2 separate regions of the Homo sapiens genome follow, and region 1 is linked to region 2. Evidence: read pairs that join two places in POLR2A ChIA-PET (ENCODE). Cell type or tissue: OCI-LY7. All regions are shown on one strand.

Region 1 (4,000 bases), 190 kb before region 2:
AGGGAAGAAATCTTGTCCCTTGGGGGGAATCTGAGTTGGGGGCAGGTGAAGGGCAGGAGTCCTGTGCAGTCAGTGGGTGAGGAATCTGAACGGAGGAGCGACCTGTGCCAGAGCTCTGGGCTCCCAGCCGCTTGGGAGGTGGTGTCCGTGTGCTGAGGGGAAGCTACCCTTGCCTCCCCTGAGCCTCCCCCACACAGAGCCTGCTGCCTCCCATGCCCATCCTGGGCAGGCAGCCAGGCAGGGCACTGGATGGATGCCCACTGTGCGCTCAGAGGCCAAAAGATGGGCACCATCCAGTTGGCAGAGGGAGAGGCAGTTGGCCCAGGAGGGAAGAAGTCAGGGTGCCTGCCGCTGGGGTCGTGTGCCCAGACTGTGTGTCCAGGACACAGCTCTTGGCTGTCCTCCTGATCTGTCCCACTGGAGCTGGGAAGGGCCTCTCCTCTGGTCCTGGCCCTGGCATCTGAGTTACTGCAATTGGTTATTTATCTCTAAGGGGAATCTGGGACCTTGTCCCTAGCTGGGCATGTGGTTGGCTCAGGGGCAGGCCTGGGGGTGGATAGGAAATTGGGAGAGCCCAGATTAAGGTTGCAACTGGGTAGACCAGGAAGTGGGGAAACCGGTTTGTCATTTGGGCCACTTGGGGTGGGGTCTCCTCTCCTGGGCTCTCTGCCTGCCTGCCACTCTGCCTGATGGCCCACAGTGAATAGAAGTACTGTGTCCACTCTCTTGCTCACCTAAACTGCTTTTGGAAACTCCAGAAGTAAATAAAAGGGACAGGGGACTCAGCCCACCTTCTCCTCCGCAAGAAAGCTTGAGAGAGAAGGGACTGGCCAGAGCATCGGAGCGAGGGAGGGAGGGGGCCGCTGGAATCACGAGGTGTCGGCGCGGGCCTGGGTCTGGGTCTGGGTCCGGGTCAGCGCTGGAGAAGTCTGCGGAGCCAACAGGTAGGCCAACGAAGGTGGGACGCGGAGGGGCGGGGGACGGCAGGGTGGAGCCGAGCTAGTGCTCTGCGGGCTGAAGTAGAGGCGGCAGTGACGCCGCCAAGCGAGGCGTGAGCAGGGACCGTCGCTGGAGCGTCCTACGGTGGGGTCTCACTGGCCGGAGGGGCGCGGACCTGCCTGCAGTTCCCGCGCACGCCTGCAGGAGGGGCTGCAACCCGGAGCGGGGGCGAGGCGGCGGCCCAGCAGGGGGCGCCGGGGAGCCCAGACCCTCCGACCGAGCCGCGTCTAGGCGCGCTGGGGTGAGGGGTCGCGAGGCAGAAGCAGAGGAGGATCCGGGCGCTCCCAGCATGGGGCGGCTGTTGGTTTCCGCGGTCACCTTGGCTGAAGGGAGCCCCCAGTCTCGCCGCCCCGCCTCCCCACCCAGCCCCGAGAGCCTTTCCATCCCTAGGCGCGCCCGGGCTTGGAGACCCAGGAGTCCTCCACCCTCCAAGTGTCCCCGCTTCCCCGGGTGCCTCCTCCGAGCCGGTCCTCGGTCAATGTATTTGTCTCTATCGTGGCGCGAAGACTACTTGGGGTGGGACGAAGCAGGTGGCGCGGGAAGGAGAGAGTGAGCGCGCCCCGCGCCCGGCCCCGGCCGCGCGCTGCGGGATCACGCGGTGAAGCTGGAGGGCGCGAGAAGGCGCAGTGCCCCCTCCCCTCCCCCGCCCCCGCCGCCCCGGGCGGCCCTTTGTAAGTTCCGGCCACACGCGCGCGCCCGCGCCGCGCGCGCGCCCGCCCGCAGTGACACACCCGCGCCGGCCCGCGCGCGCGCAGACACACACTCAAACACACACACACTCGCTCTCGCACACTCGGTGACACGCCCGCGCGCGCGCTCACCCACACGCCCGGCCGCCGGCGCCCTCCCAGCTGGTCCACCCCGGCGGGGCCCGCGCCCCCGGCCCGCCCGCCTGGCACCGCGCCCCGGGGCTGGGGCCGAGCGAGGAGCCCGCGAGGCGGCGAGAGGGCGAGCGCCAGGCAGGCCGGCCCGGGGCCCCCGCCCCCCGCGCCCCCGCCCGATGGGGAACGCTCCGTCCCAAGGCATGTCCCTGTCTCTCTCCTCCCTAATGTGCCTCCATGCTTAAGTGGAAGGTATTTCTGTTTTCTTTGTGTGTTTTCCCCCTCGGCCGGGGGCGGGGGCGGCGGCCGGGCCGGGGAGGCGGTGGCCGGCGGGGCGAGGGATGCTGGGGCGCAGGTGTGTGGGGGCAGGGGACCGCTGTGCGCCGGGCTTGGGAGAAGGACCCGGGCGAGAGGAGTGCTGGGACCAGAGAAGGGGGCAGGGTGGCGAGGCAGGAGACTGGGTGGGGAGGGCCTCACTACGCCCCGGGGTGGGGGCCAGAGGGGTTCAACTGTAAAGGGGCTTGTGTGGAAGGGGGAGGGGTGAGGAGAAGAAGGGGGATGGATGGTGAGGAGGGTGGGGGGAGAAGGGCGTCCCTCCGAGGTGGGGGAAGTGGAGGATGCAGGGGAGGGGAAGGGGATGGAGAAGTGAGGGGTGCATCAAAGGCCTCCCTCCCCCAGCTCCCAGAATGGGGTGCACGGGCTAGGATGGTGGTGGTGGGCCCTTTGCGCCAGCCTCCAGGGAGGGAAGGGGATGAGTGCGTTCTGGGGTTGGCCGCGTTGCCAGGATACAAGCCTGTATTCCACACACCCCCCCTCCCCGCACCTCGAGGCCCTAGCCCTGGAGACCTCTGAGCCTCAGCAGCAGTTGCAGAAACTGGGGACCAGCTCCCCGCTCTACCAGCGGGTAGGGAGGGCCACGAGAGGGAGGGGTTTAGGGAGGGGCTATTTGATCTTAACCCCTCCCCCTGCAGAGGCCAGGGGGCAGGGGAGGGCGCCCCCAGCTGGGGAGGGCATCTAGGGTGAGTGAGAAGATAGGGAAGGCAGGCGGCTGAGGGGTGGAGGGTGGGGCTGGGAAGGGGACGCACCGTGGCCCCCCCTCCCCTCCCACGCACCCCCCTGCTACGTCAGAAGCTCCCGGGCCAGCTCCGAGTCCTGTCGGTGGGGGCAGCAGGATGCTGGTGGAAGCAGAGGGGACAGGCCGGGTGCCTCCGCAGCTCAGCTGTCAGGGCCCGGCGGGGCGTGTGCGGCTGCTGGTGCTCGTCCCCCAGCCCCACGCGTCCCCATGCAGCCCTGGCAGTGCCTCCGGCGCTTTGCCCTGGCCTGGTGGGAGAGGACGGCGGAGGGCAGAGCCCGCTCTCCCAGGGAGGAGGCTGGACCGAGGGACCCTGGGGGCCGAGGGGAGCCAGGTGAGCAGGCGCGGGGAAGTATGCAAGGAGGGGGATCTTCCCAGCCCCCCTCCTCAAATGTTGTGGGACAAGGAGGTCCTGCAGCACCCCAACTTTAAGGAAAGTGGGCTCCCCGAGCTGGGGGTGGGGGTTTCTGGCAGCAGCCTTTCAAAAGGAGATGGAGGAGCTGCTGTCTGTTTTGGGGAAGGGAGAAACAGGTGAGGCTTGGGAGTGAGGGAAGCTGACCAGACTTCCAGGTTTGTGGGCCTGAATGTTCCTTTGGGTGGGGTTTGAGCACTTTTGGGGGGTCGTCAGGATACCTTCTTCCCGACTCTTGGTATCTTGGTCTGGGTGACCTTGAGCCAACTGCTTTGCTGTCTAATTCCTTGCCTCAGTTTCTCTTATTCCCATCCCTTTCCCTCTTGTTGATCTTTAAAAATTGATGATGCATTTGATGGAGATTGTGAGGCTGTCGCCACTGGTGGCAGCTGTGATGGTGGTGGTTTCTGGTGTGGTTGTATGTGGGGAGCAGCTATGGTGCATTTGAGGGGTTTTGCTGGTTCTGGTTGGTGATGGGCCACTCCATACAGGTGTCAGGGACATGGGAAGGAACATTCACACAGGAAGGAGTGCTCCAGGCAAGCTGAGAGTTGCTGGGGACAGAGACTTAGCTGGTGGCCTGGGGTAGAAGCAAGGGATGGGGTGAGGGCTCTGGGCATAAGGGGAGGGTTTCCAAGAATAAGATGCACCCCCCCTCCACCCCGCTGTCCCCACCCAGACTGCCTGGCACCCAGG
Region 2 (4,000 bases):
GAGAAGAGTGTCAGCCAGCAAGCCTGCCCCTCGCCCTGAGCCGCACTCTCCCGGGCTGTGGTGTAGCAGGGCCCTGGCTGTGGAAGCCAGGCTCCATTCTCTCCAGTTGGTTTCCCTCAGGTTCTCTTTCAGTGCTGAGGAAGTGAGAACAAGAAGGTGGTGGCGGCGGTAGCCACCCATGCTGGGCCTTCAAATAGCTGTTGCTTGGCCAGGCCTAGGGTCTGGTGTTGGGCTTTGCAAGATCAGGGACTGTCTGTCCTCAGAGATGCTAATCTGGCTCTCAGGAGTAAACTCCTACTAGCCAAAGTCATGGTGGCTAGATTGCTAAACCCAATGCTATCTTATCAACACACCTTGAACACTGCAGGAAGATTCACAAGCAGAGTTCCTGAATAAGGAAGGGATAGTACCACCCACAGTCTCTGTGCCAGCCTGCAGGGTCCACAAGTGCAGTCCCCCAGTCCTCCCTCCTCCCTGGCAGGCTGGATCCCCCAGTGCTTCTCTTCTTCTACATCCCACAGGGACCAGAACCTTCAGCAACAATGTTGCCTCAGAGGTACAGCAGTGTGGAGAGGGGCAGGGCTCATTTGATATGAGCCCAGGCTGGAGTGCAGTGGTGCAATCACCACTTACTGCTGCCTCCACCTCCCAGGCTCAAATGATCCTCCCACCTCAGCCTGAGCAGCAGGGACTACAAGTGCATGCCACCATGCCTGGCTAATTTTTTATTTTTTTAGAGACGGGGTCTCAGTATGTAGCCCAGGCTTCCATGGATATTTGTTATTTATTCTATCTCTTTGATAAAGTTAAAATAAGATACTTATCTCTTGATGAGTGTCTTGGCCAAAAACAATCTTTTAGGGGTTTAAAAAAAATGTTCCGGGTGGGTCAGCATCGAATTTTCCAACCATCTCTTCCAGAGGCTTCAAGAGGGAGGCAGACCAGGACTCACCTCCCAGACCTGCCATTTAATATTCGCGCAGTCTTGGGCAAGTGTTCTGACCTCTCTGCCCTGCAGCTCCCTTATCTGTAAACCAGACATGCTAACCGCACCACCTCACAGAGCTGTTGAAAGATGACATGAGAATGTGAGTCTAAAATGCTCGGTCTACTGGTGGGCACAGAAGTGATCAATAAAAGTTAAGCACCGGCAGGGTGTGGTGGCTCACGCCTGTAATCCCAGCACTTTGGGAGGCCGAGGCTAGCGGATCACCTGAGGCCAGGAGTTCGAGACTAGCCTGGCCAACAAGGTGAAACCCCGTCTCCACCAAAATTACAAAAAATTAGCTGGGCGTGATGGCACATGCCTATAATCCCAGCTACTAGGGAGGCTGAGGCAGGAGAAATTCTTGAACCTGGGAGGCGGAGGTTGCAGTGAGCCGAGATTGTGCCACTGCAGTCCAGCCTGGGTGACAGAGCGAGACTCCATCTCACAAAAAAAAAAAAAAAAAAAAAAGTTAAGTGCCTTCTACAAAGGGCTGAATTAATTCATTTTATGTTGATTATTATTAGTTTTAGTTCAGCAGGTGACGATTTCTGACCTTGTCCCCAAATTCTAGGAGGCTATACCCTGGCTACAACCGGGTGTTCCCTTTGCGGGTGGCACCTGCTTTCAGCCAGTTGGGGGCTAGAGGTGAAGAATGGCGGTTTCCAGCCTGGTGCTCATCCCTGCCCCCCAGTCTACTTCCTTCCACCTCGGTAGCCTCCAGGGCTCCCTGGGGAACAGGGAGAAGGTAGAAAGGGAGCTAAGAGCCACGGGTAAGGCAGACAACTCCCGGGGTGCCATGGGCCTAGGAAGGGAGGAAGGAGGGGGATTACCCAGGAGGGAGTGGAAGGAGATGAGAGGGAAGGAGGGGGGCGGCGGGTGGCAGGCCCCACTCCTGCACCTGCTGCTCTGAGAACAAAGCCAAGAATGATGCAATCCTGGCCTGGTGCAGCTGAGGCTGCAGGGCCCCGAGAGAGAAGTGGGTGTCAGGGGCGGGGAGGGCAGTGGGCAGCAGGGCAGGACGCCTGACCTTGATTCACAGCCAACGTGTGGCCCCTTCATGAGGACCCTCAGCCTCCTCCTGAAGCCCCTCACCCAGGGCCAGACCCCTCCCCAGTAGTCACAGCCACCTAATAGGCAGGAGTAGGGCATGATGCAACCAGGCCATCACTCCAGGCAGCCTCCTCAGAGGGAGGGGCATGAGGAGAGGCCCCATCCGGCTCTCAGGCCTCGGGCGGCCGGTCTCTGTCCGCACCCTCTCCATACTGGAGACAAAAAGGCAAAGTCCTCCGAGAAGGTGAGATGGGAAGGTTCAGGAGAGCCCTAACCCGGACCCTGCACAAAATAGTGCCTATTTATAGAATTAACTAGAACCCGCAGCAGACACGGACATGGTCCCGGGCCCCAGTCTCTCCCATGAGCAGCCATCAAGCAAGCGGGGGCGGGGTGCATGAACGTGGCATCCACCGTCCCCAGGTGTCCGCCTCGGCCCCCCAACTCTGCCCCGGAGCCAGGAGAACAAAGGCTTCTCGCTCTCCCTCCACCTGGAGGAGGGGGTCGTGTCCCACACACCAGGGCCAGGTGAGGGATGCCTCATGGGCCAGGGTCCCTGAAAGGGCAGGGCGTTTAATGGGCTAACAGAAGAGGACTGGAGACACCGTGTTTAGGAATATTTAAGTGCGGCCTCACCCCACCACCACCGAGGGGACCTGAGGGAACAGCAGGGTGGCTTAGCCCTGAGGAGCCACTAGGTGGCAGGAGAAGCCCAATGACTCACCCAGCTCTGCCCGCGGCCACCAGCAGCCTCCGGGCCCTTCCCCACCTGGAAGCTCCCTCCTCTCTTTTTCCCTACAGCCCGCTCCTCTGCGGCCTCCGGTAAGAGGAGCTTTTCATTCTTCCTCTGCCTTTGGCAAAAAGAATCTCAATCCTAGTTTTCAAAATACTGCTAACAGGGCCGGGCACAGTGGCTCACGCCTGTAATCCCAGCACTTTGGGAGGCCGAGGTGGGAGGATGGCTTGAGCCCAGAAGTTTGAAGTTGTAGTGAGCTACAATAGCGCTGTTGCACTCCAGCCTGGGTGATGGGCGAGACTCTTTCCCTCTCCCAGCAAAAAAAAAAAAAAAAAAAAAAAAAAAGCCCGCTAATAATAATGATCATGGGGCCAGGAACGGTGGCTCACGCCTGTAATCCCAGCACTTTGGAAGGTTGAGGCAGACGGATCACCTGAGGTCAGGAGTTCGAGACCAGCCTGGCCAACATGGTGAAACCTAGTCTCTACGAAAAATACAAAAATTAGCCAGGCGTGGTGGCAGACGCCTATAATCCCAGCTACTCAGGAGACTGAGGCAGGAGAATTGAACCCAGGAGGCAGAGGTTGCAGTGAGCTGAGATCTTGCCACTGCAATCCAGCCGGGGTGACAGAGAGATACCCTGTCTCAAAAATAATAATAATAATAATAATGATCATAATCAGTGCCGAGAGAGAGAGAGAGAGAGATGACACACATTTGAGACAGAGTCTCGCTGTGTTGCCCAGGCTGGAGTGCAATGGCACCATCACCATTCACTGTAGCCTGGACCTTCCAGGCTCAAGCGATCCTCTCACCTCAGCCTCCTGAGTAGCTGAAACTACAGGCGCACGCCACCATGCCCAGCTAATTTTTTACTGTTTATGAAGACAGGGTCTTGCTATGTCGCGCAGGCTTTTGTGGATATTTATTAAGTGCTCAAGATGTACCAGGCATTTTACACACATGTCTCATTTACTCACACATGAGGTAGGAAATAAAACTCAGGAGGAAACAGACCAAAAAAGCATAAAGTGCCCAAGATCACAAAACGAGCAGGCAGTAGAGCCGGGACTCAAACTTGGGTCAGCAAATCCTGGGCCAGGCCCTCCCCAGGAGTCTTAACAGGCAGGCAGGAGCATGGGAGGAAGCGAAGAGCCCGTGGATGCCCCTGAGATGTCTCATCTGCTATCCTCACCACCGCTCTCCCCCACAACCCCTTGAGATTC

Evidence for each region. ChIA-PET counts read pairs that join two places held together with the same protein. Peaks named below come from ENCODE experiments on the same cell type or tissue, not always from the same donor. Only the 100,000 strongest peaks of a DNase experiment are listed, where the experiment ranks them.
Region 1: POLR2A ChIA-PET joins it to region 2 with 12 read pairs; 3 of 35 experiments call an interaction of 5 or more read pairs at or near these places.

What each region holds. Positions count from the first base shown.
Region 1 is chr17:38,603,705-38,607,704 of GRCh38, reverse strand. It overlaps SRCIN1 (SRC kinase signaling inhibitor 1), which reads left to right and starts at 1,753. Exons shown (of 19, transcript NM_025248.3): 1 at 1,753-2,021. The coding sequence starts at 2,000. RefSeq lists enhancers at 1-291, 292-893. In OCI-LY7, CTCF peaks have their summits at 924, 1,153 (motif pointing right) and 2,818 (motif pointing left); DNase peaks (open chromatin) are centred at 1,224, 1,624 and 2,708; H3K4me3 peaks cover 1,642 bases.
Region 2 is chr17:38,413,631-38,417,630 of GRCh38, reverse strand. No RefSeq gene overlaps it. Among named protein-coding and RNA genes, the nearest start is that of ARHGAP23, 13 kb to the left of the region's middle. RefSeq lists enhancers at 990-1,924, 1,751-2,045, 1,925-2,860, 2,861-3,795. In OCI-LY7, CTCF peaks have their summits at 1,637 and 2,712 (motif pointing right); DNase peaks (open chromatin) are centred at 1,640, 1,910, 2,180, 2,720 and 3 weaker places; H3K4me3 peaks cover 1,608 bases; H3K27ac peaks cover 3,122 bases.